Linked DNA regions of Homo sapiens: regions 2, 3 and 4 are each linked to region 1. Evidence: chromatin loops called from intact Hi-C (ENCODE). Cell type or tissue: mammary epithelial cell. All regions are shown on one strand. Each heading gives the region's core, and the rest is flanking DNA. Links, peaks and the distances in the headings are about the cores only.

Region 1 (7,629 bases), core at 922-5,921:
TAAAAACTAATAAAAATTTTAAACTTTCATTTTATTTTGTAATATAGTAGATATTTTTTAAAAATCCTTTTGATTTACACTATGCAATTTAATATTTTCAATAACTATGGATGTAGGTAGGCATTATCACATTTTACTTTTCATAAAAGAAAAAAATGGAAAAGTTGGAGGACCCACTTGAGATCATGTAGTGAACTGTAAAATTATAACTCCAATTTAGATTCTTTAGCTCTAGATTAACCTTATGCTTTCTTATAAGCAAAGGCCAAATCAATCCAGACAGAATAGTGGCTGAAGAGGCAACTGTGGCGGCTGCACTAAGGAGGAACTTAAGGAAATTATTGTACTGAACTTGCAAAACTCGTGTGGTGTCATTAGAAAACAACATGATTTATTTTGTCACTGCCTATTCAAACATATGCTACAGGACTAATATTTGCCTTTACCTTTAAGCTAAAACTGAGGCATGGTTCCAGCTCAGTAATGAGTATGTCTAGAATAACACTAAAAATGTAAAACTTCTTTTGAAATTACAGCACCCTCACCTCCCTACCCCAAGATTAGGCCTTGCAAATTTCAAGAGAGCTGTGTGTCTTTCCCCTCCCCACCACCTAGTGAGTGCCACTGCTTTTTGATCACCTTCCTTAATGTAAGTTGTAATAGTGGAGCTGGGAATTGGGGAGGGGATAAAGGAGAGTCAGTGGCAGCAAGAAAGTTCTTACTTGACTGGTGGTATCACTGTGATCTGAGTTTCCTATACCAAAGGCTGATTCTTTCTCTCCTGGAGGTGCTTCTGTGGTTCTATAGAACTCCACCAGCTTCCCTTCCTCCAGTCTAAGTATTTCTGAACATTAGGCCCCTCAAAATGGGTAACTGTATTTCTTTTTCAGCTGGTCACTTGACTTCCAGGTATCCCATGGTACACGTTTTGCTTCCTTTTGCTTGAGTCCTTATCTGTGCTCAGCTTTTCATTGCCCTCTTGATGAGGATCCAAGACAAACCCACACTATCTCTCTAAAGCTCTTGGTTCTCATCGATTCCACAGGCAGCCTTGAATTTGTGACCTGTCATTGGCGGGAGTATAGTAACTTCACAAACTGTAGTGCTTATCCACCTGTTTTTATCCAGGGTGAGTCAGACAACAGTTCATGGCATCCTTCAGATTTTAGGAGACACATATGCAGCTTTTTTTTCTTTTCTTTTCTTTTCTTTTTTTTTGACACGGAGTCTCGCTCTGTCACCTGGGCTGGAGTGCAGTGGCACAGTCTCAGTTCACTGAAACCTCTGCCTCACAGGTTCAAGCGATTCTCCTGCCTCAGCCTCCTGAGTAGCTGGGATTACAGGCACCCATGACCACGCCCGGCTAATTTCTTGTATTTTTAGTAGAGATGGGGTTTCACCATGTTAGCCAGGATGGTCTCAGTCTCCTGACTTCGTGATCTGCCCGCCTCGGTCTCCCAAAGTGCTGGGATTACAAGCGTGAAACACTGTGCCCTGCCTACATATGAAGCTCTTTAAGAGGTCTCACTGCATTACCTCTTTCTAGACTTCAGTTTAAGGGCAGGCATGCCTTACTCTTTTTGGTGTGTTTATTGGTGAGGGAGTGTTAGCTATATTCAAAGCACGGCACCTCACCTAATCTCCAGCTCCTGATGAAAGTGATGGTTTAATAACTACAAATCCAGTTTCAGTCAGCTCCTTTACGGTTCTGTGGAGGAACTCTCACCTCACTGTGAAATGTAGCGTTTATTCAATCTTGAGGTAGATTGCTAAAATGGTCCTCCCCACTTTCTTTTAAAGCTTATCCTTTTATCCAAATGCTGTGCAATGAGACTTTTACTTCATCCCATCAGAAGGTGGAGGGTTTGTTTTTAATTTTATTTATTTATTTGTTTATTTATTGAGACAGTCTCATTGTAGCCCAGCATGGAGTGCAGTGGTGTAATTTCAGCTCACTGCAACCTCCACCTCCCAGGCTCAAGCAATCCTCTAGCCTCAGCCTCATGAGTAGCTGGGACCGCAGGCACGCACCACCATGCCTGGCTAATTTTTTAAATTTTTAGTAGAGACAGGATTTCACCAAGTTGCCCAGGCTGGTCTCAAACTCCTAAGCTCAAGCGATCCACCTGCCTTGGCCTCCCAAAATGCTGGAATTACAGGCATGAACCACCGTGCCTAGCCCAGAAGGTGGAGTTTATTTCATCATAATCAGAACTGATCTTATGATTTGCTTTGGTCATCTGATTGCAGTGGAGTGCTAGTTCCAAGCTTAGGCCTCAAGAAGTCTTGTATGGTTTTGCTTTCTCTGGATACCTTGCACCACCATGTGAACAATCCCAGTCTAGTACGCTGGAGGCCAGGAGACTGCCAGAAGAGCGCAGTTGTCCCAGCTGTGGCTATCTTAGACCAGTCTACAACCAGCTTAACATATGGGACATACATATGGGAGAGCTGGACCAAGAACAGCAGAGCTGCCCATCTGATCCCCAGCTAAGGCATCAGTAAGCCTAGCCAAGACTGGAGACTGAAACTACCCAGCTACCGTACAGGCTTGTGAGTTATAATAAAAGCGTGTAGTTTAAAGCTACTATGTTTTGGGGTGATTTATTATGCAGCAAAAACTAATTAATACAAGTCTCAATGAAAACTAAGACTAAAATAGTTCCATTTTGACATCCTGTTACAGTAATATAGAACTTGAAGGATGAATAAGGTTGAATAAGTGAGGAGGGAAAGGAAGAATATTACAGACTGGGAAGAAGGGGCAATGATAAGAAAATGAAGAGAGGCTGATATTCAGGAGTCAGTGAATATGCAAATGTGTAGATAATACTTTTTTTTTTTTTTTTTTTGAGATGGAGTCTCGCTCTGTAGCCCAGGCTGGAGTGTAGTGGGGAGATCTCGGCTCACTGCAAGCTCCACCTCCCGGGTTCACGCCATTCTCCTGCTTCAGCCTCCCGAGTAGCTGGGACTACAGGCGCCCGCCACCACGCTCTGCTAATTTTTTGTATTTTTAGTAGAGACGGGGTTTCACCGTGTTAGCCAGGATGGTCTCGATCTCCTGACCTCATGATCTGCCTGCCTCGGCCTCCCACTGTGCTGGGATTACAGGCGTGAGCCACTGCGCCAGGCCGATAATACTTGTATTATACTAGGGCACAGAAGAAGAAGGTGAGGTTGGGTTCGACTGAAGAGACTTTGATTTTGGGATGGGAGATTCTGCTATCATTCCGAATGTAACCGAGAACCACTGAAAGTGATGTCTGTGGTTTTCTCCATCCCCAATGTTCACGTTTCTCTTTTATTTCAGCCATCATGCAACCCTAGAATGTTTGCTAAAATAGAGGATAGAAGCAAGAGAACCAACTCAATTTTATTTCACAGAGTAGTGACTATCCATAAAGAAGGCTTTCTTTCTCAATGTGTTTCCTTGTGCATAAACCCCAGCCTACATTTTATGGTTTGAAGCACACTGACAGAAGATGAGCCAAGATACTTCTATCCTGACCAAAGAGAAACAGATGGAAGAAATAATTTCCTCAGAAAAAATGCTAGTACACAAAAATCATCCTGTTTTAATAAAAAAGTTAAAAACATGTTTGGTTATTTATGAAAGGCTTTAAGTCTTTTCTTCTTTCTTAAAGTGACATGTTAATTTATTGCTAACCACTAGATGGCACTTGTGTACAGTATTTGAAATTGACTGCGGTGAAAATAAGAGTACCTGTGGTGTGGTCAGAATAGAATCTGAGGTTTTGCTGTTATGCAGCCCACTTCCTCCCCCACAAGAAGTCAGGAGGGGTGTAGGAGAGAAGGCCTAAATCTCTTCTGCGCCTTTTTGACTTATAAAGAAAAACGAAGATGGCAGAAGTGTTTCTGATTAGATCGAGAAAAAGGATGATGCATTCTTGCCGGATGAATCAGGAGAGATGATGTTCTGTCGTTCTTTAGATATAGACCTGAAATACTAACTTTAAATTTATGGTTGCTAGTATGAGCCATGGTTCTCTATTTACCCAGTTAGTGCATTTGGGGGAAGCATGAATTGTGCCTTCCAATTTGTTACTTTATCACACTGACAATTTTGGAAGATATAATAACTCTTACCCTTTTGGGTGAAAAAATGGATCTCACAAGTCTGCTTATCAGATCACCATAGTTTGATTCATCTTTATGAGAGTTGGCTGCCTGGTTGTTCATTGCTGCCTCCAACTCATCTGGACATTTTCAAATGATGCAAAGGTTGATAGCAACTGTGAACATCATCCACAACTGTAGTGTTGAGAATAATGTAGGAAAAATCTTAAGAAAAAAGATCAGCAAACAATCAGGCAAGCAGGCAAACAAACAAAAATTCCATAATTCAATACATTCCAGTGCAAGTCTAGAGGAACTGCAATCTTGCCTAATTGTGTCCCTCATTTCTCTGGCCCTGAGACTATTATCAATATATAGAACTACCCAGCAAACTGTAACTTTTTCTGGGAGGTAAGATGCTGGCAATCTTCCAGGTCCAGCTTTGTCAACCCCATTAGCTTGTCACCACTGTGCTGATCCTGATCTCTTTCAGGGCTCATCTAATCTGGCCTTTCAGTAGCCTCAGCTTTCTCCTGTTTAGCCTAAGCTGCTGTAAGCACACGTTGTGAAGTACCACTAGATCTGATATAAAAGGGACATCTGTCCTAAGGAAGATTAGGGTGGGATCAAGAAATCCCAATAGGACAACAAGAAAACAGCAGATTGGGTCATAGGAGTAAAGAAAAATCAGAAACAGAAAGGCATGTGCTGGGGAAGTACAAGACCACACATGGGAGCCCTCTGTGATGCCTCTGGCCTTCAGGATGGCGTCTCTTGGTCTTCTCCTTGGTCACTTGGAGCTTGTATGCTCTTTTCCAAATCTTTTTATGAAATCCTACCTCAGGAAGAGGATTGATAAATTAATTCCAACTGAAGATTGTCATTCCATAGGAAACAAAGCATGAATTTGATAAAGAAATGGAATCAAATTCTGATGGTAAGAATGCAAGTTTTGACAAGCAGTGTCAGTGATACCTCCCTCTCATTTGTGAAGCTACCATTTAGGCTATTTATGTTTGTGTTTTAAAAAAATTAACCTTTACCACATAAATTAATGTATGACCAGAAACCTAGTTAGCTTCCTGCATTCAACAGCACCAAACACGTTAAAGTTGTATCGGAAATAAATGGTGGCAAATTATTGGTAGAGTGCTGGAGTTGGAATTTGGGGAGGGCCACACATAAGAACACAAAAAAGTAAATACATCAGTAAGTATGCATAAGAAGCTAGAGGATCATTTGGAGGTAGAAACAGCAAAGGGGTTAGAGTCTGGCTGAATTGAAGGAGCATGAACAGTTCCTAAGCACTATGAAGGAAAGAGGTAACCCTTCATGGTAGGGTGAGGCAAAGAGCCACAAGTCCAAAAGGCAATCTGCTTCCAGAGCTGGCATGGTCAGAGTGAGACAGAGCTCCACTGATGGCAGGCACTGTCAGACACCATGTACTGGCCTAAGAGTAAGGGTTCAATTGCTCTCTGCTGTTAGTTGTCCTCCCTCATACAGTGGCCCTGAACTTGGAGGCATTAACCAATGCCAGAAGGAAGTCTGAAGATTTGGATATTTTAGAGTGTTTGTGCTGCTATAACAGAATACCATAGACTAAATAGCTTATAAACAACAGAAATTTATCTCTTATAGTTCTGAAGGCTAAGAAGTCTAAGATCAATGTGCTAGTAGATTTGATATCTAGGGAGGGCCTGCCTCCTGTTTCACAGATGGCCTCTTCTCATCATGTCCTCATATGGTGGAAAGAGCAAGTGATTTCTCTGGGGCCTCTTTTATAAAGGCACTAATCTTATTTATGAGAGCTCAGTCTTTATGACCTAATCACCTCCCACAGGCCCCACCTTCAAATACCCTCATATTGGGGATTAGATTTTAACATACGAATTTTGGGGGACATGAACATTTGGATCATAGCATTCCAACTTTGGCCCTCCCAAATTCATGTCCTTCCTGCATATAAAGAGCTGAAAAAGTCTTAAATTGTTCCAGCATCAACTCAGATCCGAAGTCCAAAGTTTCATGTAAATATCATCTAAATCAGATATGTGTGAGACTCAAGGTATGATTCATCTTGAGACAAATTGCTTTTTAGCTGTGAACCTGTGAAATCAGACATGTATGTGCTTCCAAAATACAAAGACGGGGACAAACATAGATTAGACATTGCCATTTCCAAGGGAAGAAATAGGAAAGAAAAAAGAGTTAACAAATCCTCAGCAAATCTGAAACCTAATGGAGCAAATAACATTGAAACTTAAGGTTTAAGAATAATCCTCTGGCTTGATGTTCTTCCCTCTAAGTGTACTGGGGTGGGGGATCTGGCCTTCTGACCCACTGGGTGGGGGTGTTCACCCAGGGGTTCCACCCCTATGGTGGCTCTGTACCTGGACTCTACCCTTGTTGTGGCTCTCTTCAGTGGTCTCACCTTCATGGTTACTCCATGCCTATGTCACATGCCCATAGCTGGCCTAGTCTGGAATCAGGTGTAGGTTGCTCTGTGATTTCTCTGCACATTTCTCTAAGGAGGGATTTCTGTGGTGGTCTTGTGCTTGCTGGGGCTTTTGCACTCTGGGTCTGTGATGGGAGGGACAGCCCTGATTATTTCTCAGTTGCCTTTGGGATTATTCTTCTGTTGTCTTTGACGAGAGCTCCTGACTTCTGTTTAGGTGGCTGGCTCACCCTATCAGATGATCTTTGGCTACGCTCTTCATGTTTTCTCTGGAACAGCCTTTCTCATTCATTTCAATATGGATAAGCTGAGAATTTTCCGTATCTTTAAGTCCTGTTTCCTTTCCTTCAACAATTCCATCTTTAAATCATTTCTGCCTTCTCTCATTTTACTATAAATAGTGATGAGGAACCAGACAACTCCTTCAACACTTTGCTTAGATATTTCCTAAGCCAAAGATCCAGTTTCATCCCTTGCAAGTTTTACCTCTCACAAAACACTAGGACACAAACGCAATTCACAAAGACGAGCTTTCCTCTATTATCTAAAAACATGCTGCTTATTTTTGTCTGAGACTTCATCAGAACGGCCTTTATATTTCTACCAAGTGTGTTTAGGATCTCTAAACACTCTGTTTAGAGAATTCTTAGGTATTCTCTAAAAAGATTGAAACTTCTCTACAGCTCTCCTCTTTTTTTGTGTGTGTGATCTCAGAATTGCTCTTAGTAGTCGCTTCAAGTCAGTATTGACTTTTTCTAGCATGCACCTCAAAACTCTCCAGCCTCTACTGAGTTCCAAAGCTGCTTCTACTTTTTTAAGTATCTATTATAGCAATACCCCCACTTATTGGTTCCAATTGTCTGTCTTAGTTCAGTGGGGCTGCTATAACAGAATGCCATAGACTGGATGGAACAGAAATGTACTTTTTAGCATTCTGGAGGGTGGAAGGTCCAAGAGCAAGGTGCTGGAAGATTTGATGTATGGTGAGAGCCCACACCCTGTTTTATAGTCAGCCTCTTCTCATTGTGTTTTCCATATGGCCGAAGGGATGAGAGCTCTCTGTTGGACCTCCTTTATAATGGTACTAATCCCACCCA
Region 2 (7,629 bases), core at 1,517-6,516, 140 kb after region 1:
CTCATTATTGTTAAAATTGGAATAATAGTCAACATGTATAGAATGTTTTTATGTATAATCACATTTATTGTAAAAAGAAAAGGAACTTTCATAACATTTTAAAAAGTGCATTTGTATACTTAGGTTAATAATATTCCTCTCATTGTTTTGCCACTTGTTGATATATATCTCTCTTGTAAACTTTCTTGCTTAGGTTGATTTGTGCCCTTCTAGTCTTGATTAAAATGAAAGCTCTTTGTAAAGAGGGTGATACTATAATATAAAAACACGTGGGGTTAGGTGACCCTGGGCTGAATCTTAGCTTCACTACTTAGTAGTTGTGTGACTCTGAACAAATTAGGCTTACTGAGTCTCAGTTTTCTCATCTTCAATATGGGAATGTTAGTACTGATCTTTGGCTCTGTTCATTAGTTAGAACTGACATATTTAAAATCCCTGAAACATAGCAGGCAATAAAACAATATCAGTCCCTTGGTAGGTTTAATTTTGATTGCTCATCAGAGTAGCTTTCGCGCCACCCACCGAGGATGCCTATTGAGTCCTACTAACATGGTTCTTGCATCCCTAAAAGTTACCTCCAGCAGTGAATGTAGAATTGTAAGCAAGTAAGAGAATCAAGTGGGATGAGTACTGATTCTGACTTCAAAATGCATCTCACACCTGTCTCCTTCTCTCCTTCTCTGGTGCCTTATCCAAGGTTGGGTAACCAGCACCTTTCACCTCAGCTTTTACAGTAACCTCCTAATCAGTCTCTCACTTATACCGTGGTCCTCTCCAATGTGTTCCCCACCAGTGGTCAGAATCCTTCTTTTAAATTTAAATTTAAATCTAATTATGTCATTTCCTTGCTGAAGACCTGTATGGAGCTCCCCATGGCACCTAGGGTAAAATCCAAAATCCTCATTAAAGGGTCCCTAGTCATGGATGACCCAGCCCTGCCTGTCTTTCAGACTTCAGCTTTTATCATACTCCCATTTTTTCACTCTGCCCAAGCCACTCTGGCCTTGAAATTTCCTAAAGTCTGAGAAGTTCTTGCTTTCCTCTTGGCTTTCCACATGTTATCTTCTGATACTTAATTCATTGCTAGTTTCTTTCTCTGCTCATGTATTACCCATTGTCTCTGAAAGGTATATTTACCACTTGATTTAGATATATCAAACCACACTGTCATTATTCTCTCAGTTTCTTTATAAAATTGATTATATTTGGCATTTATTTATTCAACTGATAATTGTTTTCTCCTTGTTTCAGTAGAATTTAGGTTCTATATGTGCAAGGACCATGTGTTTCTGGCATTCCACGTGACTAGCACAATTATTGGCACACAGTAGGCATTCAATTGTTGAAATAACAGCCTAAATATGGGTGCATCACAAATTAACTAACCTACTCACCACTGATGACCATTTAAGTTGTTTGCAATTTCTTTCACTGTTAAAAACAACAATGCAATGAATTTCTTTAAGAACATTTCATGAACAACTATGCTGTTGTTCAATGGGATAGGTTCTTAAGTAAAGTCCTCATCTGGTATGTTTCTCATATCACTCTGATTTGCTTCTTCATAATCAAAATTTAATAAATATTTCTTTAGCTTCTTGTTTCCACTTTCCTGCCTTGTCCAAGATAATGTATTTTGCAGATAACGACCAGCTCCTTCACTGCTGATTTCCTAGCACCTAGGACAGTTTCTTTTCGTAGGAAATACTCAGTAGAGACTGGTTGGATGAGAGAAGTTTAGGACATGTGAATGTTGACCGGACCAAATGGGAGGATGCCACAATGATGCCAAAGCCGTCTTGCTAGAGTTAAAATAATTAGAGTTTTATTAATTCATGTGATTGATGCTAGCTGTTGTAACAGACACCTTTATTTTCGCACGGCTTAACCAGTTGTGTGGTGGTATTTAACAACTAACTATTCTAATGAATGGGAGAAAAAACACTTGACTTGTAACATTTGCTGATTTTTATGGTGTGAATACTTCCCCTATGGCTGATTTTAAGATTTAAGTTAACAATGTCATGTCACTGAATGTAGAGTTGAGAAGAGAGGCTAACAATTGTCTTGTCTGAGCTGGTAAGATTGTCTTCAACACACCACTAGGCCAAACTATGAAGTTTATTTCTCATTCATGTCTCAGTTCAATGTGGTGAGTATGATGCACAATGGGGCTCTGATGCTTGCAATCATTCAAGGATCCAGGTTAATAGAAGCCGTTTTCAGTGTGTTGCTCCTTAGGTAATATAGGGTGTTAACATCCTGCTGCAAGGCTGAGGACAAAAGAGAGCATGGGAGATTATGGCCTCTTTGGCCTATCAAGCTTGGAGGTGGTAACACTATTTCCTCCCATTTTCCTTTTACCATGAATTAATTATATGACCACATAATGTTAGGGGAGATTGGGAAGTGTAGTCTAGCTGTGTGCTCAGCAGTAAACAGAAATATAGCATTGTCCCCGACAGAGACTGACCTCTGGTAACCTGTCTGCCCAGCTGTCTCACCCTCTCCTACACTAAAATATATTCTGTCTTAAGGGGGAGGAGTAATCTGTCTAAGACAAATCACTTGCTGGCTGACTATATTAGTTTTCTGTGGCTACCATAACAAAATATCACAAATTGTGTGGCTTACAATGATATAATGTAGTCTTTCACAGTTTTGGAGGCTAGAAGCCTGAAATCAAGGTGCTGGCAGGACTATGCTTCCTCTGAAAGCCCTAGGAAAGAATCCTTTGCCTCTTATAGCTTCTGATGGTCGCTGACAATCCTTGGCATTACTTAGCTTACAAAAGTATCACTGTAAACTCTGCTTTCATCTATATTTGGCCTTCTCCCCTGTCTCTGTGTCCAGATTTTCTTCTTCTTCTAAGAACACCAGTCATTGTATTAGGACCCACCCTAATCCACTATGACCTTATCATAGTTTGATTGCATCTGTGAAGACTATTACCAAATAAGATTACATTTACAGATACTAGATCTACCCTCTTAACGACTTGAACATATCTTTTGGGGGATACAGTTCAACCCACAACATTGTGTTCCCCCACAAAAAAACTTGGCCTCTCAAAAACCTCTGAAGACTTAGGGGAATTAATCTTGTTAAAACTCCAAGGCTAGAAACCCAGTACCCCAATCACCCCAAAAAAGGAGCCAATGTTTTTCAACAATGAATGTCAAGCTGGCAGGAAAGGGCTGTGGCCAAGTATCTGCCATATCATACTGCAATTGTTTGCTGTCTCCTGATCATGCTGGAAAGAATCTTGTGTTTCCCAGTGTCTGATTTATGGTCCTGCTAAATGTCTGTGCATTGTCCTAGAATGAAGAGGCTACACTACCTACCACTCCTACTGCCTCTGTCTCTAGGAGTTTTTGCCAATTTCAGGGTGCAATTACTTGTAGGGTCTGGTTGGTCGTGTGCCCTTGTTTTTATGATACCTCTTCTTAAGGAAGGCAATTCCAAGCCCCGTACAATTATTGCAACCAGAACTGGTTGCCTAGTTAAGCCCACTCAGTATTGATAGGGCTTTTCTTTGGCTGTGCGTGAAAAGAAACAATATCTGCATGCCACCTACATCAGATCAATACACAGTGATGGAAAAAGAACAGAAGTATGTTAATTAAAACTCCTTTTTGGAGAAAGAATGAAGTAGAAAACACACAGATGTCACTGCCCCATAGTAAACTAAAATTCTCTAGGCCTAGTATGTGGAACTGTCTGCTCTGGCAGTGGGGAAGTCCCTTGATAAGACTCTACGGTCCTGCCCTCTGAGAGTGTTTTCTTTATTCATGTATCTTCATGGTTCCTAGCACCACCCGCTGGACAGAGCACCTCTTATTATTCTCCCTGCCACATTTGAAATAAGACATCAGGAAATATGTCCTTCTTAGGGCCGTGGAACTTTCGAGCCCATTTGGAAGGTTGGGGTCATAAGGATTGCTTTAAATGTTTAATAGTCATGGGATTGACTGGTTTATAGTTTCTGTAGCAATACAATTTCCTTGAAAACCTAGTAGGCTTCTGATCTATTTGCCTAAAGTCAGTTGTTCCACAGGCTGGTAACTGCGGTGCCCAAGGTTCTTTCCTAGATATAGCCCAAATGTGCTTTTATTTATTTATTTTTTATTTCTTTCAAGTCATGTCTCCCGCTTTTGGTTTAATGACAGCCACCTTGAAGTTATTTGGTTTTATTTATTTATTTATTTTTAATTTTATTGTGATAACAACACGTAATATGAGATCTACTCTCTTAACAAATTTTTAAGCATACAATATTGTTATCTATAGGTTCAGTGTTGTACTGCAGATCTCTACAACTTATTTGTCTTGCATAACTGAAATTTTATACTCGTTGATTAGCAATCTCATTTTCCCCTTCCCACTCCATCCCTTGATAACCACAAATCTATTCTTTGCTTCTTTGAGTGGGCCTATTTTAGACTCTTCCTATAAGTGGAATCGTGCAGTATTTATTGTTCTGTGACTGACTTATTTCGCTGAGCATAATGTCCTCCAGGTTCATCCATGTTGTTGCATATTGCAGGACTCCTTTCTTTTTTACTTTTAATCTCATCCCACAAAGCTGAATTTTAGTGACATTCTGTTGTTCAAAGGCTTAGTTTTTTTTTTTTTTTTTTAATCCTGCCCCTTGGGGCGTAGAAGATGTTAATTTTTGTAACATTTCAAAACCCTATATTGCTGGACTCTATTACCTTTTCTTTATTTTCATAAGCTGGTCAGTTTTCTCTTGAACTCATCCACTTATTATAATGCTAGCCAAATTTAGCAATAACTGCAAACACATTCCAATACCCTACTCTCTTTCCAACCATTTCCCTTAGAGCCACAGGCTCAGGAGGTATAATAAGATCTTCCTTCCAGGTTATTGCATCTGTTGATGCTGCATAACATGAATTGCCACCTTTCCAGCCTCTGGTAGCAGCTTCACTATCATCTGCTACCTGACTGCTAAGCCGATGCACACATTTTTGGTTTGGTTATAACAGCACTCCATTTCAATGGATTACTCCATACAGGGTAATCAATGCTAGCGGTTGTAACAAAATCTCGTGGTTCTCAGTAGCTTAACGTGAAAAGTTTATTCCTTATTCTTGATTGGCATGGGGAGGTGAGGTACAAGGCTCTGCTCTATGTGGTCAGTCAGGAACTCAGGACTCTACCATCTTTTGTCATTGTCAACTTCAACCTGTGATCTTTCAGCTCTCCACTGAAGGAGGAGAGAAGGACCACCTGTTCTCAGCTACTTCAGCTGGAAGTGACCCATCAGTTCTCCTTACACACCTCTGCTTTACTGAGACACAATGGGACTGGGGAATACAGTTTAACAATGTGTCCAGGAAAAGGAAATGGGACTGGTGAGCATCTAGAATGGTTTCTGCCAGTGATCTGTTTATTTCACTTATGGTAAGAGTAATTTTGCCTCGAGTCATTTCTTTTCGTTGTTGTTGATTTGTTTTGAGATGGAGTCTCGCTCTGTCTCCCAGTCTGGAGTGCAGTGGCACAATCTCTGCTCACTACAACCTCCGCCTCCTGGGCTCAAGCAATTCTCCTGCCTCAGCCTCCCGAGTAGCTGGGATTACAGGCATGTACCACCATGTCCAGTTAATTTTTGTATTTTTAGTAGAGATGAGGTTTCACCATGTTGGCCAGGCTGGTGTCGAACTCCTTACCTCAAATGGTCTGCCCACCTTGGCCTCCCAAAATGCTGGGATTACAGGCATGACCCACTGTCCCTGGCTACCCCCAGTCATATCTGAAAAGGACATTGGTATAAAAGTAGGGGAAGAAGTGTAGAGGGAATCAAAGAACCTACATTGGGTCCACCCAAATTTCAACACAATCAGTATTTTTTGAGCACTCAGTGTGTTCCTAACTCTTGTCTAGGTGGCCTTAATTTTAACACATCTTTTCTAGTACAGCAGGTCTAAATGCTAGGTAGAAACTAAACAGGTAAGGCACCCCATGGTTGTGTCACTTGGTGTGTCATTGTTTTGTGACAGTAAATAAATCTCGCCAAGGTGTCAGGATAATTTTTCATCAAAAGGGAAACTTCTTCAATAGATTTTCTATTCTCTAATTCACTAAACTATTAACCCTAAATTTAAAGGAAAACACGAATATTATTTCTTAATTAAATCCCTTTTAGGCTCAGTTATATCTGTTTCTTGCCGTGAGGATATAGCATGTAATACCCAGGTACTGGGGCATTATGATAACCAGATACTCACTGGTGGAGGCTGAGCTGAATAATGCATGAGCACAGCGTCACTCCATAACCTCCCTGCTCTCATTGAGTGAAGTGCTTTGTTTTTCAAAACCTCCTTTGGGAGGCTTCACAAACAACAGCTATTTAGCTCACAGATTCCAAAGATGATAGACAGTGGCCTTTTCCTGCAGGTACAGATAGCTTACCTTTAATGGTGAAAATCTGATTATTGGCATCCTCCCTGCAAATGAGTCTGTCCAAAATCAAATAAAAACTGGAGATATTCAAAACCAAATGAAAAAGAACTGAGAGTGTAGCCAAATTAATGCTAACCCCTACTAGCAGAGTACAGAAACCAGTATACTTATTAAGAGGCACATTTGAGTCATTTGGGGTTAAGAACTATGCTTTGCTGATTTTGAAAGAAAGAAAGAGAAAGAAAGGAAGGAAGGAAAAAAAAAAGCCCAGCAGCTGCCCTAGTTTCTACTAGGACATGAGAGTATTTACTCAGCACAGAGCCAGTCAGAGCTAATGGTTCTGAGTGCCTCTGATGGGCCTCCGGGTCACGCAGGGCGAATTTTGGCATGAGAAGGGAGGTGTGCCCACCTGAGAGTGGGCAGCTCTTCTCAGATGGGCTTTCTGACACCTACCCTCTTCCTCCACAGAGCATGTCTGTGCACTTCCAAAGCTCAAGAGCTTGGATCAATACCTGAAAATTTGAAGGCTTATGAAATCTTCTAAATTGGAATAAAAACATTTCCCTGGGTATCCTGCAATGCTAGTAAATGGAAATGAAACATCTGAGTGAAGGCAAAGCATTCCCCAGACCTTCATCTTATTTCCACTCAGATGTAATCCAAAATTAACACTTGCTCCAGACACCCAGCCTATTAGCGCCCTGGAATGATTCCTCAGCTTCAACGAGAAAGGCAGTGGCTGGGGGCCCGGGTGAGTGGTGAGGGGCTCCCTCACTTGGAATTCCACCCTGGTAACCCAACAAGAGAGGCGCATTACCATTTAATTATAATGATGGAGCAGATGTGATAACAAGGTTGTCTTCTCTGGCTCTGTTCCTGATGTCACCACAAGGGTTTCCAGTTGTTGCTCTTTTTCATTTTGTGCTTCCTCATTAATCTCAGCTCCTCCAGCTGCTTCCCGCTCGTCTCCCTGACAAGTCTGACTGGCCTTGGTGCGAGGTGATTGCGGCCTTTCAGAGAAGTGGCTGCGTGGGGCTGGGCCTTTGCTGAGCTTGGTTCCAGCCATCTATGCTTTCCTGCAGGCCACCATGCTCCCCTCAAAGCCCTGTGACTTCATCTTCACCAAATTATTGCATTTAAAAAAAAGATATTGCAAACCCAAATGATCCCATTGTCACATTCATGAAAGAACATTTTCTTTTA
Region 3 (7,629 bases), core at 1,045-6,044, 160 kb after region 1:
AGTGTGAAAAAAGTTTGCCTGACTAGTTTGAGCTAGATGATCAAGGGCTTTGAATCTCCTGTTAAGAAGTTTATACCATGCAGACTATAGGAGTCCATTAAAAGTTTGTCTGAGTAAAATAAAATTAAATGATTCAGGCTTATGTATTGAAGAGCTAATAGGAATCTTGTGAGACCATCACCTTCTAGCCTATGTCCTCATATAACAAAGTATTATACCAACCAGGATAGATAGCATTTCTTCTGGAGCATTCTAATTCCCTAGCCAAGTAGATTACTATGTTCTTTCAATTAAGATGTGGACTCTTTGCAATCCCACTTGAACAGATCACATTTTCAAGAATCAGGGCCTAGCCATGTTTATCTTGGACCATTTATGGGGTATCTTTGATTACCTCAGACACTTGAAAGCCTGGCGTTTGTCAGAGGTTGATATACTGGTCACCCTGCTGAATTTCAGCACATTTTATAATTGCAATACAGGAAGATGAAATGAAGTAATAACACTCCACTTTCTCACATGACACTCTTTCTTACCCATCTGCTCTGATGTCTCTGTAACAATATTATGAAGTTCTATTTGACATGATGATCCAATGATGATCAGGGTGATTCTTACTGCAGTGATTTTAGTCTTATCTCCTGCATGCCTTTTTCCTTCCAGACACTGTGCAAGTTAAAGCAAGGTAAGCATTATTTCCTTTTTAAAGTACATTAAGGATGGGTAGTGGGCAGCCAAGGGGATAAATTAATTGTCTGCTTAATGCAGCTGAGTGCATTATCTTACTCACAAGTGGAAATCTTTAACTCTCAGGTAGCAGCACAATGGGAAAAACCAACCATGTACTTCTTCGAGATTCAACATATGCAGAAGTGGGGCAATCAGGGAGGCCTTGGACAAAAGGGAAATGTGGACATTTGTTGAGACAGAACATGGACCATGTTTGAGACTGTTTGGTACTTACTTCTTTTTATTTCGATAGCTATATCTTTGGCTATTTTCTGGCTCAGAGGTGAGCTGCACTCACTGTTCTCCAAGATACTCATTCAGTTTTACCAGGCAGGTCTCTGTGATCCTTAGAATTTGCAGCATATTTTCCAGCAGAAGCGCTGATATCCTCACCTAGAATACCTTCTCCTAAGTTCTTGCTCTATGTATGTCCCACCCATTCTTGAAGCTCTGCCCTCTCCAGGACACTTTTCTGTGTCTGTGCTAACCCCCTCGCTCATTGGTTTCTCCCCTTAACCACCCACAGTGGCTAAGGTCCTGCCGCGCCATCTGCAATTGCATTTTATATGCTTGTTCTCATTTCTGGCTGCTCAAAAGAATCACCCATGCAAGAATCTTTTTATTTTTTATTTTTATTTTTTAATTTTGAGTCATTGGCTTTCAACTTCACTCCACATCAGAATTAGCTGTGGAATTTGCAAAAATAGAGAAGCTGCACCTAGAGATTGGGATTGTCGGTGGCCTGATCTGCACTTGTATGAAGTCTTGCAGGTGATTCAAAGGCATAGTTAAGGTTCAGAAATTTTGTTTTGATATGTTTTGCATCATTGCCTATTTTTGTTTTATGTGAGTCAATCTCTTTTTTTGTAACTAGATTAGGAGGCACTGCAGTGATGGTGGAGAATTTTCTCTCACAGCATTTGCATTATCAATAGTATAGTATATTGCTTTGGTTAATACATTTTTGCAGAGATTCTGGGAGAAGATATGGCTCTGACCCCAGAAATGCTTCTCTAGGGTGGTTATCAAGCAATTCTTATCAGGACAGACATGCAAAGACGCCCCCTTTTCCCCCAGCTCTCTCAGGACACACACAAGCTCGTGTGCGCGCACACACACACACACATCAAGAGAACATTGTTTTATTAGCAGCAGAAGCCTGAAGGCATTTTTAGATATTTTTATTTGAGAATACAGAATTTATACGCATGACAATAACTCCTGATGAAAATTAAAATCTAGGATGATCTGATCTTTGAATCTACATCTAGCCCTGGTTGTTTGAGATTTACTTCAGAAAAAGGTGGAATTTCAGATTCTTACCTGAATCTCGGAATAGACCAAAAGGAGGCAAACAGCAATGGGTGTAGCCTGTTCTTCAAGCGCTTCTACCCCTATGGATTCTGAAAAGAATTGAAATCAGGTGGCGGAAAATTTCACCTTCCCCCACACGCGCCTTGGTCTTCCCTTTCTATTGCTGTGGGTTGTTTTGTTTCTTCTCATAGTGGGAGAGCATTGCTGTGTACTTCTGTATATGATCTGGAAACCCACTGATTTAGGGAGTGGCGATAAAGATGCAGCCACCTTTGGAATAAGGGCAGGGGACCGTTCTTACAATCTCTTCTGCAACCAGGCTGGTCAGGTGAGCATGGACATGCCACCTCCTGGTCAGAAAGAGGAGCCCTTATTTTCCTGTAACAGGATCCCTTTCGCCCTAGAAAGTGGAACCAGGTGTTTTTCCAAACACTGCCTTCTGATAACAGTGCCCCCTGACCTCCTCCTAGACTCCCAAGAGTCCATCCACTATCCCCTCCTCTTTGAGCTTTGCTGTTCTGAGGATTTGTTAGTCTGGGCTCCAAGAAGTGAGAAGGGCAAAGCAGCAGCATTTGAAAGGCTTTGCCCTTGACTTGCTTTTAGGTCAGAGAGTCTGCTTGTTTGGCTAAGCTACTTTTAGGCCTCCTTCCTTCTTCCCCCTTGGCATGGAGGGTAGGCCTATTTTCACATATGCGCTCAGACATGCAGAAACAAACGCCAAAATGAATTAACTGGAATAGCCCTATTAATTTATGCTTTGACAGTAATGACCTTAAGACACAGAAGAATTATATATTAATTTGTTTCTAGTATATAGCACTGCTAAGTTAACACATTTAGGAGAATCCACTTCCCTGTCTCCAGCTGTGAGGGTAAATGAGGCCGACTGTGGCTGGAAGAGGTGTTCATTTGGGCAGTGCCCCACTAGATGGCAGGGTGGCTTCAGGGATGGACCCACTGCTGGCGGCTGCAAAACACCTTGTTTGCAGTCATTATTTGACACACTCAAAAATCGACAATTTTTCTCATGTTGTTCATTTGGAAATTATATTTAAACTTATTTATTTACATGAGCACATACATAACATGTATATTTACAAACAAATATGCCTACACTGTCCAAGATAAGGGTGTTTAAGAAACAATGCTTTCCCTCCACCAGCCTGGCTGACTTCTCTGAGACTGCATCCTTCTGCAGACCCCCAGTGGCTCCACACCAGGGCACACACCACCACCCAGCCTTATTGAGGCTGGGAAGGGGAGGGATGATTTTTGAAAGTCAAAGGGCATAATCCCTTCCAGGAGGGAAACTGTTTTTAACACATGGTTTGGTCAGTTAGGGGAACTCAGGAAAAAAAAAAATAAAGTGGAACAATAAGCATTTTACATTCATGCCCTCCCTCAGAGGGAAGATTAAAAGTAAAACCAGATTAGAGACTTGAATTTTATTCAAATCCTTTCTCCTCTTTCCTCTCCCTTGTTCTCTAATCTCTCCTATTCTTTTGCCTTCCTGTCTCTCCTGTCTTTGTTCCTATTTCTGTCAAATCTCCCTCCTCTTTCTTTTCCCTTTTCTCCTCAGTCTGAATTTCCACATCTCCCCTTTCTCGGTCTTCATTCTCTCGGAATTTGATGCTGTTGAGCTGCCTCTGATCCTGCATCCCTTTATGCAGCCCTTTCCTGTTAATGAATTGTTAAAATTTCATAGGGTTCAGTGACTGTGCTTTTCTCTGCTCCTGGACACTGCAGCTCGCAAGCTGCTTTCCCTCGGAACAGAAAAGTCACAGCTATGAGCTGGCTGACTACTCCTTGTCTGTAAACAGTTTTCCAGGATTTACACATTCAGTATGCAGGAAGGTCTTTCATTTGTTTGTTTGTTTGTTTTCCTTATTCAAGTTTAAGCAGGATTAGAATTTCAGTTAATGAAGGCTTCTGAAAAATGGTGACTCCATTCATGGCAGAGAAAAGTGAGATTCTAGCAGTCTTCCAAGATGCCTGGATTCTGCAGTTTTCTGCAGTGGAAAGATCTTAGGAAATCAGTGCAAGCCGAGGACTGTTTGACTACATTTTCAGAACGAGATTCTTTGTAGCACCTTCTGCCTCAGTTGCCTAGCAGGCAATCCTGTACCAAAAATTGTAGCTTTTAATGTATTTTCTTTTCAGATAAAATTAAAGTTACCTTCTTGATTGTTCTTTAGTCTAATTACACCCACAGGTTTTTGTGGTTGAATGTGCCATCTTCTCTTTTGGTTGGAGGATTCTTGCCTTAGGAATAATGTGTGGGTAGAAAAAAATAAAACACAAAACTCCCCAATAAATTGCAATCTAGATTAAAAGTGATCTTCTGCCTTAAAATCTACATATAAAATATGTAGGCAATTATATGCAGTTCCGTATCATGTGCAAATATGGTTATGACCCACTTCGATATTTTACATAAAGGTGTGTATTCTTCCGGAAAATTATGTTGTCTTCACATCTCTGACCCACTACAAGTTTTACATTTTACTAATAATATCAACTAAATGTTATTCCTCCCTTTATTACTTTGCAAAATTGTTGTTGATAGTCATTAATATATCTCAGGCACTTGAGATTCCGAAGTTCTTTCAAAAATTTCTGGCAAAGTTATATTAATTGGAGTTTCTTTGTTAAATATCTTAAATTTCTAATAATAGGAAAGCTATACATAGTATGCACATTATTTTCATTCGTAAAGAAATACTGCTTACACAGAACATCCTATTCTTTAAAGATGTTGGGTAACTCGATATTTAATATCCTCCCATCTCTTTTATTTTCCATTCTTTAACTTCCTTTTGTCCTGACTTTTCTCTTTACGTCTTTTCTATTCGTCACTGTGGTTCTTAATGAGAAATTTATGTCAGCAGTTTATCAAATAAAAAAGGAGAACCAGTGAATTTCCTTTTTCATCTTAGCATTTTCTTCAAACTAGAGATGCTGACCATTTGGAAACTGGTAGATAGGTGCTGACATTTTGTAAATTTGTGCCCTTACCATAAACCTCAACGAAGTCCTCTAGATTATTCCAGGGAAATCTTTCTTCTAAGCCAATACTGGACACATTTAGAGATCTAAGAAAAAATAAATTGTTCTCCTTCTGGTCTACTGTGGCACGCTTCCTGTTAGGAGAATAATTGAGCAGTTTATTTTAATCAGGAGCTCTTTTCAGAGCGGGGTGCTGGAGAGGGTTAATTGCTAGGGTGAAACAACTATGGGAGTTCAGCTTACTGGGGTGCTAATTGGGTAATAGGTGAACATAAATAGTGTGGAGAAACAGGAAATCAGAACATAGGAGGGAAAATGTAGATGTTAAGTTCCACAACCCTTATAAATGTAGTTAAGTCATAGGTGCTGCAAACCAGGTAGCAAGCTGTTTTCCTTTTGAAAATTTCAGGCTGCACGGCTTTGGCCACAATAGGCTAGGGAGGGAAAGGGAGGTGAGTTTCCTATTGAGTAAATAACCTTAGCTGGATCAGACAGTGTGGTTTTGGGTCTTCAGCATCATTGACGTGTGTTCAGGTAAAGCAGCTGTCTGTGAAGCTGGGCTTACTCTCAGTTATGGCATGACCGGAAGGCTCCAAGATGACCCCTTTCTGTATCTACTGAGAGTTTGTGCATCTTTTAATGGGCTTCAAAGCTGTTCAACTCGCAAATGAAAGTTAGGTTGAAATCATGAACATTTTTGGAAAAAAAAAACGTGGTGAATTGTTTCCACTTTTAAGTGTACTGAATTGAGAGCAAATCTCTTCAAGACCAGTTTAGAAGGAAAAAAGAAACTAGAATAGTGATCCGCAATCTTGGCTCCAAGCGAGAATCACCTAGGGAATGTTTATAACTCCCTGTGCTTAGGCCAGGCGTGGTGGCTCACGCCTGTAATTCCAGCACTTTGGGAGGCCGAGGCGGGTGGATCACGAGGTCAGCAGATCCAGACCATCCTGGCTAACACAGTGAAACCCCGTCTCTACTAAAAATACAAAAAATTACCTGGGCGCGGTGGCGGGCGCCTGTAGTCCCAACTACTCAGGAGGCTGAGGCAGGAGAATGGCGTGAACCCAGGAGGCGGAGCTTGCAGTGAGCCGAGATCACGCCACTGCACTCCAGCCTGGGCTACAGAGCAAGACTCCATCTGGAAAAAAAAAAAAAAAAAAAAAAAACTCCCTATGCTTCTAATAAAAGTCAGGGCCAGGTGTGGTGGCTAACGCCTGTAATCCCAACAATTCTGGAGGCCAAGGCAGGCAGATCACTTGAGCTCAGGAGTTTGAAACCTGCCTGGGCAACATGGCAGCACCTTGTCTCTATCAAAAATACAAAAAAATAAGAAATTAGCTGAGCGTGGTGGCACGTATCTGTAGTCCCAGGTACTTGGGAGGCTGGGGTGGGAGGACCGCTTTAGCCTGGGTGGCAGAGTGAGACACCGTCTCAGAAAAAAAAAAAAAAAGAATAATGGCTATCTCTTGAGAGGTTAGGTACCATCTGATCTGGGAAGGATGTCAGATGACCTACAAGATTAGTTTTGCCTGTTCTTGAACTTCATATAAATAGAATGACAAAGTATGCATATCTTTATGTGAAGCTTCTTTTGTTCAACATAATGGTTGTGAGATTTTTCCATGTGGGTCCATATCAGTAGGGATTTTATTGTTGTTGCTGCTGTCTATACATTATCCCATTTGTTCATCTATTCTCCTGTTGGTGGACATTTAGGTTGTTTCTAGTTTTTAGTTATTGTTAATGAAACTGCTGTAAATATTATTGTACATCATGTTTCTGATGGTCATATGCATTGGTCTTCCTTGGATATATAAGTGTAATTGGTGGACCATAGAGTTCTAAGACGTGTACCAATAAAGTAATATACCCAAAAGCTCATATTATATATATATTTAAAAAAACACTCCCTGTGCTCCGGCTGTGCTCATCCCAATTAAATTAGAATCTCTGAGGGTGGGACTCACACATCAGTAAACTGTAAAATACTCTGGGTGATTCTGATGTGCAGTCAAGGTTGAGAAGGATGGACTAGAGAGAAAAGCAGAGTTTAGAAGAGAGCATCTCTCCTGTAACTGTATGTGAGATATCTTGGAGGCATATCTTGGAGATATTGCACGTTTGGTTCTAGATCATCATAATAATATGAGTCACACAACTTTTGGTTTTTCAGTGCATATAAAAGTTATGTTTGGCCAGTTGCGGTGGCTCACACCTGTAACCCCAGCACTTTGGGAGGCTGAGGTAGGTGGATCACTGGAGGTTAGGAGTTCAAAATCAGCCTGACTAACATGTTGAAACCCTACCTCTACTAAAAATAAAAAAAAAAAAATTAGCCAGGTGTGGTGGCACATGCCTGTAATCCCAGCTACTCGGGATGCTGAGGCAGGAGAATCGCTTGAACTTGGGAGGTGGAGTTTGCAGTGAGCCGAGGTCACGCCATTTCACTCCAACCTGGGCATCAAAAGCAAAACTACATCAAAAAAAAAAAAGTTACGTTTACACTATACTGAAGTCTACAAAGTGGGCAATAGCATTACACCTAAAGAAACAATGTACATACCTCAATTAAAAATA
Region 4 (7,629 bases), core at 1,115-6,114, 520 kb after region 1:
AAATTAAGATGAGAGAGTGGGAAGATGTGCTTCATGGATCCATCACCTTTCTATAATTCATGTTTTTGTTTTAAATCGTATACAGTGTGCAATTAAAGAGTCATGTTGCTTACATCCAATCCCAGCAAGTGGAAACTGGAAATCCTCTGCCGCTTGACATGCCTCTTCTAGTTTCAGACCTAAAAAACCTTTTCCTCTAAGCTTCTTCAGGATGCACGGCCTTTTACATACAATTTACCTCTAAAAACCACTGATCCTTCGTAGGTGCTTAGTGCTCAGACTAAGCGTTTCTGGAGTCCATTGTGATCATGTGTGGGATCAGTAGGAACATCAGGGCCCTGGTGATACAGAACACTAGTTGTCACTGCCTGGCTTTATTTAAAGGAAATGAGGTAGGCTTCCTCTGTAGAGCTCTGAAAAGGTTGACTATATAGAGGTCTTGTATATTTTTACTTGATCAAGTATTTCTCACATTTTTTGTTATCAGAGTACCATTCCAATCTCTTAACTTGCAGTTGTGTGGAAAACTGTTTTGTAACAAAAGATCTTCATTGGGGGATTGAGCAGCATTTAATAAAGTCTATGTTTGTATTTTGCCTTAAAAAAAAAAAGAAATAATTTACTTTTCAGTAGCTAAGGAAAGAACATTTCCTTAGAGTATGAAAGGAGGCATGGAATACCTCTAAATAGAGAATATATAAAATGACGATTTTTGAGTACCCATTATTCTTTGGCCAAATTCACAAATAATAAAATGTGGATATGTGTAGTAGGGAGAGATAGGTGTATATTAAATATGTTCCTGGCCTCAAGTGATTGTTAGGAATTACAAGAGTTCTCAGAGCTTAGTTTGCTCCCAAAAAAATAGGATATATAAAAAAATTATGCACCAAAATTAGTGGACTTCTTTTTCAGGTTTCACTTTATGTAAGATTTATAGATAATTTAAATATAAAAAAACATGTAAACATAGCTGGGAGGTATAAGACAAGTGGTGATATGAAGATTCTACTTACCCCTGGGATAAAAACTGGCTAAATATTAAAGATTTAAAAGTAAAAGTGCCCAATTTTCTGCATCAGGCTCATTTAATTATTGGTTCCTCAAACTATCCAGAAAGATATCATTTAGAAGTATATAACTCCTTATTTGGGTGCACAAATGGGACATTCATTTTACCGTCAACTCAACCAATCAATATATATATTTTAAATTCAATGCTTCATATATACAAAGCACTATCCTAATTGTCATAAGGACACTAAAATAGGCATAAACTTTGCCCCCCAAAAAAACTTGTCACCGGCCGGGCGCGGTGGCTCACGCCTGTAATCCTAGCACTTTGGGAGGCCGAAGCGGGTGGATCACGAGGTCAGGAGATCGAGACCATCCTGGCTAACACAGTGAAATCCCGTCTCTACTAAAAATACAAAAAAAATTAGCTGGGCGTGGTGGCGGCGCCTGTAGTCCCAGCTACTCCGGAGGCTGAGGCAGGAGAATGGCGTGAACCCGGGAGGTGGAGCTTGCAGTGAGCCGAGATCGCGCGACTGCACTCACTGCAGTGAGCCCAGCCTGGGCGTCCAGCCTGGGCGACAGAGCGAGACTCCGTCTCAAAAAAAACCCAAAAAGACAAAAAAACTTGTCACCCAGCTAAAGAGTTAAAGAAAATCAGATATGTCTCTACATAAACACACAGATATATACACATACATATATACATACTTTTACCTTGAAACTAAAATGAATACACACAACACACACACACACATATATATATATATATATATATATATATATATATATATATATATATGCGTACAACACACAGAATTACAAGAGGGGGTGGATGCTTTTATGAATGCGTTTGTCATGATACCGGCTGCAAAGCTTAGAATTGCAGTTGGACCTTAAGGGGAAGTAGTATTAAAAGGAAGCTCTGAGTGTTCTTAAGGATGAGGCATTGAATGCTTACCCTGACTTGAAAGGACAGTCTCTGTACGGGACTACTGGGAGAGGGGCTTGGATGTAAATCTTCAAATACCTTGGAATTAGGGCTGAGAAATATAAATTTTATCCTGTGAGCAATGGGGAGAACTTAGAGGATTTTGAGCAGGGGAGTTATTTATTGAAGAGGACACTTTTGGATGTGGAATCTAGGTGAACTATGCAATGTGATAGTCAGAGAAGCAAAAGCAAGCAGTCAGAATAATGAGGAAAAAAATACAGATTTAAAACTATGAAGGTCAGAACTAAAGGCTCCAAAGCAAAGTGCCTGGACCTGTCTCACTCTTGGAGTTAATCTGAGGCTTCTGAATGTCATTTCCTTTCCACTTGTGATACTTCTTTTTCTTTTTTTTTTTAATACTCTCATAGATTTGATTATAAAAACCTACATTCTACATTCCTACGAAGCACAGATTTTGGAACAGACATTTTTTTTTTCTGATCTTTTCATACCGAAAGACCCAAACCAATTCCCCTAGACAAAGATTTACTTAGATCTCCAGCCCTTCCCACTAAGCTCCCATACTATATTCCCGAAATACTTGCCTAACTGAAACTCACACATTTAAAGGTTGGGATTTTGTAGACAGTGGGATTTAAGAAGTTTCTCTGTGTTCATTCCCCCATCCCTGGTTAGCCAAGGTCATGCTTTCTGGGAGTGAGGCTATAATCTGTCTGGAAACAATCCAAGACTGCTGAGCTTTCAGAAAGAAATAGTGAGAACCTTACCAACATGCACATATTGCACATAGTCCTTATTTTAAAGAGAATGGGCTTAACAGAAGTCCAAATCCTCTGTTATATTCTCATTCATTAATCTGGTACTATAGTTTATAAACAACAAGTGACAGGGAAAATGACACTGCTGAGGAAGTCTGAAACAGAGATGCTGGACTTCAGGTCTATCAGAGCTTTACAGAAGTATGCAATCTAGGCAGAAAAGCATTCAAGAAATAACTATTCAATGAGTCCTGCATTTTCCTCTGGTCAAAAAAGGAAGCTCTCCCCTTTTCCGTCCTTGCCCTCCTCCTTTTTTCTTTCTCTATCCTCCGTCTCCCTTCTTTTATCTTCCTTGTTATCCTCCTTTTCTTTCTCCATGCTCCCCTTTCTTCTTCATGTCCCTCTTTCTAATGAAGAAAATAATTTTATTGTCTGGTTTCACTAAACAAAAGGTTGAGTACGGAGTGCATTTTTCTGGCTGTTGCCTTTTCTTTCATATCCTTTAGCAAAAAAGGACCTTTCCCTTTAGAAGCCCAAAGGTGGAGCTGTTGCAAAAGGAGAAAGCCAGACAGGCCAGCCGCGCCCGGCGGGGCCACCAATGCGCACACAAGCCACACACACAAACGCAAACACGTACATGCTGGGTCTGCACCGAGGAGCTGCAAATCCTGGAGGCTTTGCTTCCAAAATATAAACATTTCCCCCTTTTTTTTCCCAAAGAGAAATAAAAATCCTGATTACAGCAGATGCATTACTGCCAAATTGTGCAAAAAAGAAAAAGTATTAAGTGTCCGCTTAACCCCCTTTAATTGTTAATTCCATGTACTTTACTAGATTCTTGTATTATCAAAATAACTGCAGGGAGAAAGGATTCAAATTTATTTAGGTTCATTAATACCACCATTTATCAGTGTAATGTCCTATAGATAATGATTGGAGGATCATTCTATTTTTTCTGTATAGTGTGCTGAAATATCTATCGGGATGGTTACATTTCAGTGGGAAAGACATAAAACGAATGCGCATTTCAGCAGCTGGAGAGAAGGCCTCTGCTTTTACATTTGGTGACATCTCACAACATTTTCCATAGAAGTGGCATTTATCTTTTTGGGTGTTAATATGATATTTTGCTTTCAACATCCTGGGAAAAAGCAGCAAATTTTGAAAACCCATTTTATGGAGAGAAACACACAGAAATTGCTGTGTTGTTCCTCCCAGAGATAAGACAAATTATCTCTATCGTGTTTCATAGATGCTTAGCTTGTGGCTTTGTCTAGCAGTTTTGGCTGCTCTGCTTGAAAAACAGAAAACCCCCATTCAATCATTCGCCTCTTCCTTTGCCTCTATCCCTAGAGCAGAGGCCTTCAGCTTGATATCTCAAAAGCTGGTGAAGCAAACATTTTAGCCAATTTCAAAGTGTCCTCATTTACTCTGAAAATATGATTTTACCCTCATGACTTTAACGTTTACTTTGAACTTGGAGTTGCTGGAATAAACAGGGACAAAGTAACCTGAGATGTTTTACGCCACTGAGAGAAAAAGGTATTGATCTTTTTTGCCTCTGGAAAAAAAAAGGTTTCAATAATTTCCAGATATACTGGAGATTGCATTGCTATCTTTAACTAAAACATGCCACAAGACAGAAACCAATTATTTATTCTCTTTAACCATAGGTCCACCTTTGTCTTAATGTATTCTGATGTCCCATTTGCAAATTGGCAAGTTTGTTCTCAGTAACACTGTAGGCGTACGTGCGTGTGTGCATGCTAACATGCTTGAATGCAGGCACGGTCGTGAATTTATTCTTGGCTTTGCTACTGGTGACATTTAAATATGGGTTTATGCCAGGTAGTTAAAAATATATAAAAGGCTGAGTTATACCAACCCAGCCTATCATGTGTGTCCCCAAGATGACTGAGAAGGGAGTTTCCAAAGTGGTTTTATTTATGCAGCTTGGGTGCGCTACGAAATAGGACTTAGGAAACAGGGGCTAAAGCAAAGTAGAGTAAAATGAGATGCCTTGAAAGGGAAAGGGTTTCGGATGCGGAAATAAAGCAACCTCATCCTATTACAAGAATACTTGAACTGGCTCAGTCCCTTCCTTATTTCTTACTCTCTTCTGGCTGTTTCAAAAGGTGCATCTTATTGCACGTCTCTGGGGCTTTTCCTCTGATCCAGACCTGGCCTGCATTCTGTTCTTTCCTTTCAGACACTGCTGGTCTCGAAGACATCTCCTCAGCAGCTTCTGCCATCTGAAGCTGTCTGCCTTCAACTCTGTCGTGCAGGCTTAGGCTCCTTGAAACTGTCATCTTAAAACATATTTATTACTTCCTCATACTCGGGCTTTTTGGTGCCACATTCCTTCTGCTGTTTGATTACACGGGGCAGAGGCAGTGTTATTTTACCATCTGAATTAGTGCTAAGAGGTGCTGTTAGTGAGAAGCCTAACGAAGAGGTAGGCATAGCATAGGGCTGCCTCCCAGAGAGTCCAGGGAAGGGTCGGGCTGCTGATGTTAGGTGATAACTTCATGCGGCTCTGAGGCTGGTGGCAGGGGCACCCAGCCTTTCCTTTCCTGTTACTGTTTATGCCGTGCAATGCATCTGATGTGAAATGGATCCAATGTGAATGTGTCTCCCTCTCATCTGTCTGATAATGTACCCAGATACCTCAGGTGGCAAGGCTTTTTAGACCATTGCCTTCATTGGCTCCATTCTGTGCACTAGTGGACTCACTCAAAGAACAGAGGGGAAGTTGTTTTAGAGTCCAGGGAAGATGGATGTTCTGCAGTCATTTCCCAACAAAATGGTAGACTTGCCAAAGCCTTACAGACAAGATTGATCTAATCCACCATGAACAGAGAAACCCATTTGCACATTTGTATTTGCAAAACTCTCGTTGGTGTCTCATGACCTAGTTCCAGTTAATCCCATGGCACTGCATGGTCCTCTCAGTAATTCCGGTAATAAAATCACATTTCAAGGACCCATGAGAGATATACTGAACCACAAAGTTAGTGCTAGAGTGCATCCTGTAATGACAGAAGTCATATCTCACAGACAATGGACAACGATCAAAACCGATTTGACTTTTTTTTTCCTTTAAACTTCTCATGGCTCCATATCTTCATTTGTACCATTGCTTCTTTGACTATGGTTGCCCTTTGATGGATAACATTAAGTGAATGAGGGGGAAAGTGACTGCCAAATGTGTCCCAGTGCAATTTTTGACAGATGCTCTGATATGAGCTGCTGTAATAATGGACAAGGAGGGAGAGAGCTCCGAAAGGATTTTAGAGTTCAGCTTTGGTTCAAGAAGTATCATTAGTCACATGTGAGAAATATTAATGTTTTTCGTTAATTCCAAAGAAATTTCCAGATTTATGTGGATTTCCATGCTTTGTATCATGGTGGAAATTCAATGAAGACTGAGAAAGGAAAAGAAACTGACATTTTTTGAGTGTCTACTAAATGTCAGGCACACTGATATGTCTTATATACATCAGGCTGTTGAATCTAAAAAAATCATCTCAGCAACCATGCAAGGCAGATATTGCTATCCCCATTTTACACATGTAGAAACTGAGGCTCAGAAGGTTAAAGGACTTGACAGAGGCCCGGCCAGTAGCAAATAATAGGTGGCAGGACTGAATAATGGAAAAGCAACACTGAGATCGATGTTACCTTTTGATAAAAAAAGTATACCTTGGGGTGCCAGTCTATCAGGAAAGCAGATTCACAGGTCTATGCTTGCAGGCATCCTGACAAACAGATCATCATCAAATCATTAAAATCTCAAGAGATCAAATGATAAAAGGTACGGACAATGAGGTGCAATCAAGCAAAGATACCTTGATGAATTCTACTTGTTCCTCAGGGTTGCAGGAATAGAGAAAAGCATCACAACCTCCCTGGATCTACTTACTCATTCCTCTGTACAAAGGGCCAGCTGAGGACCAGGGCAATCCGGAGGAGAGTTCACCCAGAGCACTCTCCAGGAGCCATTTCTGAAGTGGAATACAATGGTTTTGCCCTATTCTTGGCTAATCCTTCCTAGCAAAGGCAGAATTTATATTCGATGGGGAAATAAAAGGTTAAGTTACTAACACCCTCCTGGACATGAAGGATGGAGTCAGGTTTCAAATGTCATTAAATTTTCACCAAAGATGAGAGGAAGTGGAGGACTTAATGTTGAATTGCTGTGATTTTTAAATCTCTGTTCTTATTCTTTATGTCTTAAGAAAGAGATGGGTCAATGCCCTCAGAAGCAAAGGAAATAGAAAAAAGTATAATGAAACACTCAGATAACTAAATAAAGCATATGGGAAATATAAATGGTGTTTTCTGAGCAATGGGAGATCCAAATGACCCTTTTTGTTTTGAGATTTATATGTCTGCATATCACAGATGCCCTATTGCTTTATTCATACTGTTAAGAAGGAAAGGCAGTGCCAAACCATCAGCAGCTATCATTAAATCATTATAGAAACACCACTGTTAAAGAGATAAGACTTTTAAAAAGACACATATACACATACACAACATGGTGCAACTTTATTTAACCAGAACCCAGGGACCTCACTTTTTGTATTGCCTGGCCAACACATAGATTCTTCAAAGCTGCTATTTTAAAGAAATAAATACACACAAATAAAATTTATTATTTATTTATTTTTCCAGCCTGATCACTATTTGGGGAACTGGATCAAAGACACATTTAGAATGGGTTTAGGGGCACCAAATGCATCAGAATGAGATGCATTTTTTATACCAATGCTACATTCAAGGATGCCAAACTGATCACTACATATGTATCTATTGATTAAATAGATTTTAAGAAGAATTCTGATCAGGGACACTCTCATCTTCTTTGAGTCCAGACACCATTTTTGAGGGTTTCTCTCTGCT

Evidence for each region. Hi-C counts contacts between places; a loop is a spot of excess contacts. Peaks named below come from ENCODE experiments on the same cell type or tissue, not always from the same donor. Only the 100,000 strongest peaks of a DNase experiment are listed, where the experiment ranks them.
Region 2: a loop joins it to region 1, with 20 times the contacts of the local background. A loop is called at or near these places in 11 of 110 quality-filtered maps.
Region 3: a loop joins it to region 1, with 5 times the contacts of the local background. A loop is called at or near these places in 10 of 110 quality-filtered maps.
Region 4: a loop joins it to region 1, with 5 times the contacts of the local background. A loop is called at or near these places in 8 of 110 quality-filtered maps.

Annotation. Positions count from the first base shown.
Region 1 is chr18:41,902,909-41,910,537 of GRCh38, reverse strand. LOC105372085 (a long non-coding RNA gene) reads left to right here and starts at 2,275. Exons shown (of 5, transcript XR_935411.2): 1 at 2,275-2,553. In mammary epithelial cell, for the core only: a CTCF peak has its summit at 3,674 (motif pointing right); no DNase peak of the experiment used is centred there; H3K4me3 peaks cover 140 bases.
Region 2 is chr18:41,764,334-41,771,962 of GRCh38, reverse strand. No RefSeq gene overlaps it. Among named protein-coding and RNA genes, the nearest start is that of PIK3C3, 190 kb to the left of the region's middle. In mammary epithelial cell, for the core only: a CTCF peak has its summit at 3,826 (motif pointing left); a DNase peak (open chromatin) is centred at 3,772.
Region 3 is chr18:41,740,979-41,748,607 of GRCh38, reverse strand. No RefSeq gene overlaps it. Among named protein-coding and RNA genes, the nearest start is that of PIK3C3, 210 kb to the left of the region's middle. RefSeq lists enhancers at 3,210-3,709, 3,710-4,211. In mammary epithelial cell, for the core only: a CTCF peak has its summit at 2,978 (motif pointing right); no DNase peak of the experiment used is centred there.
Region 4 is chr18:41,387,453-41,395,081 of GRCh38, reverse strand. No RefSeq gene overlaps it. Among named protein-coding and RNA genes, the nearest start is that of KC6, 130 kb to the left of the region's middle. RefSeq lists a silencer at 3,312-3,361. In mammary epithelial cell, for the core only: a CTCF peak has its summit at 3,274; no DNase peak of the experiment used is centred there; H3K4me3 peaks cover 225 bases.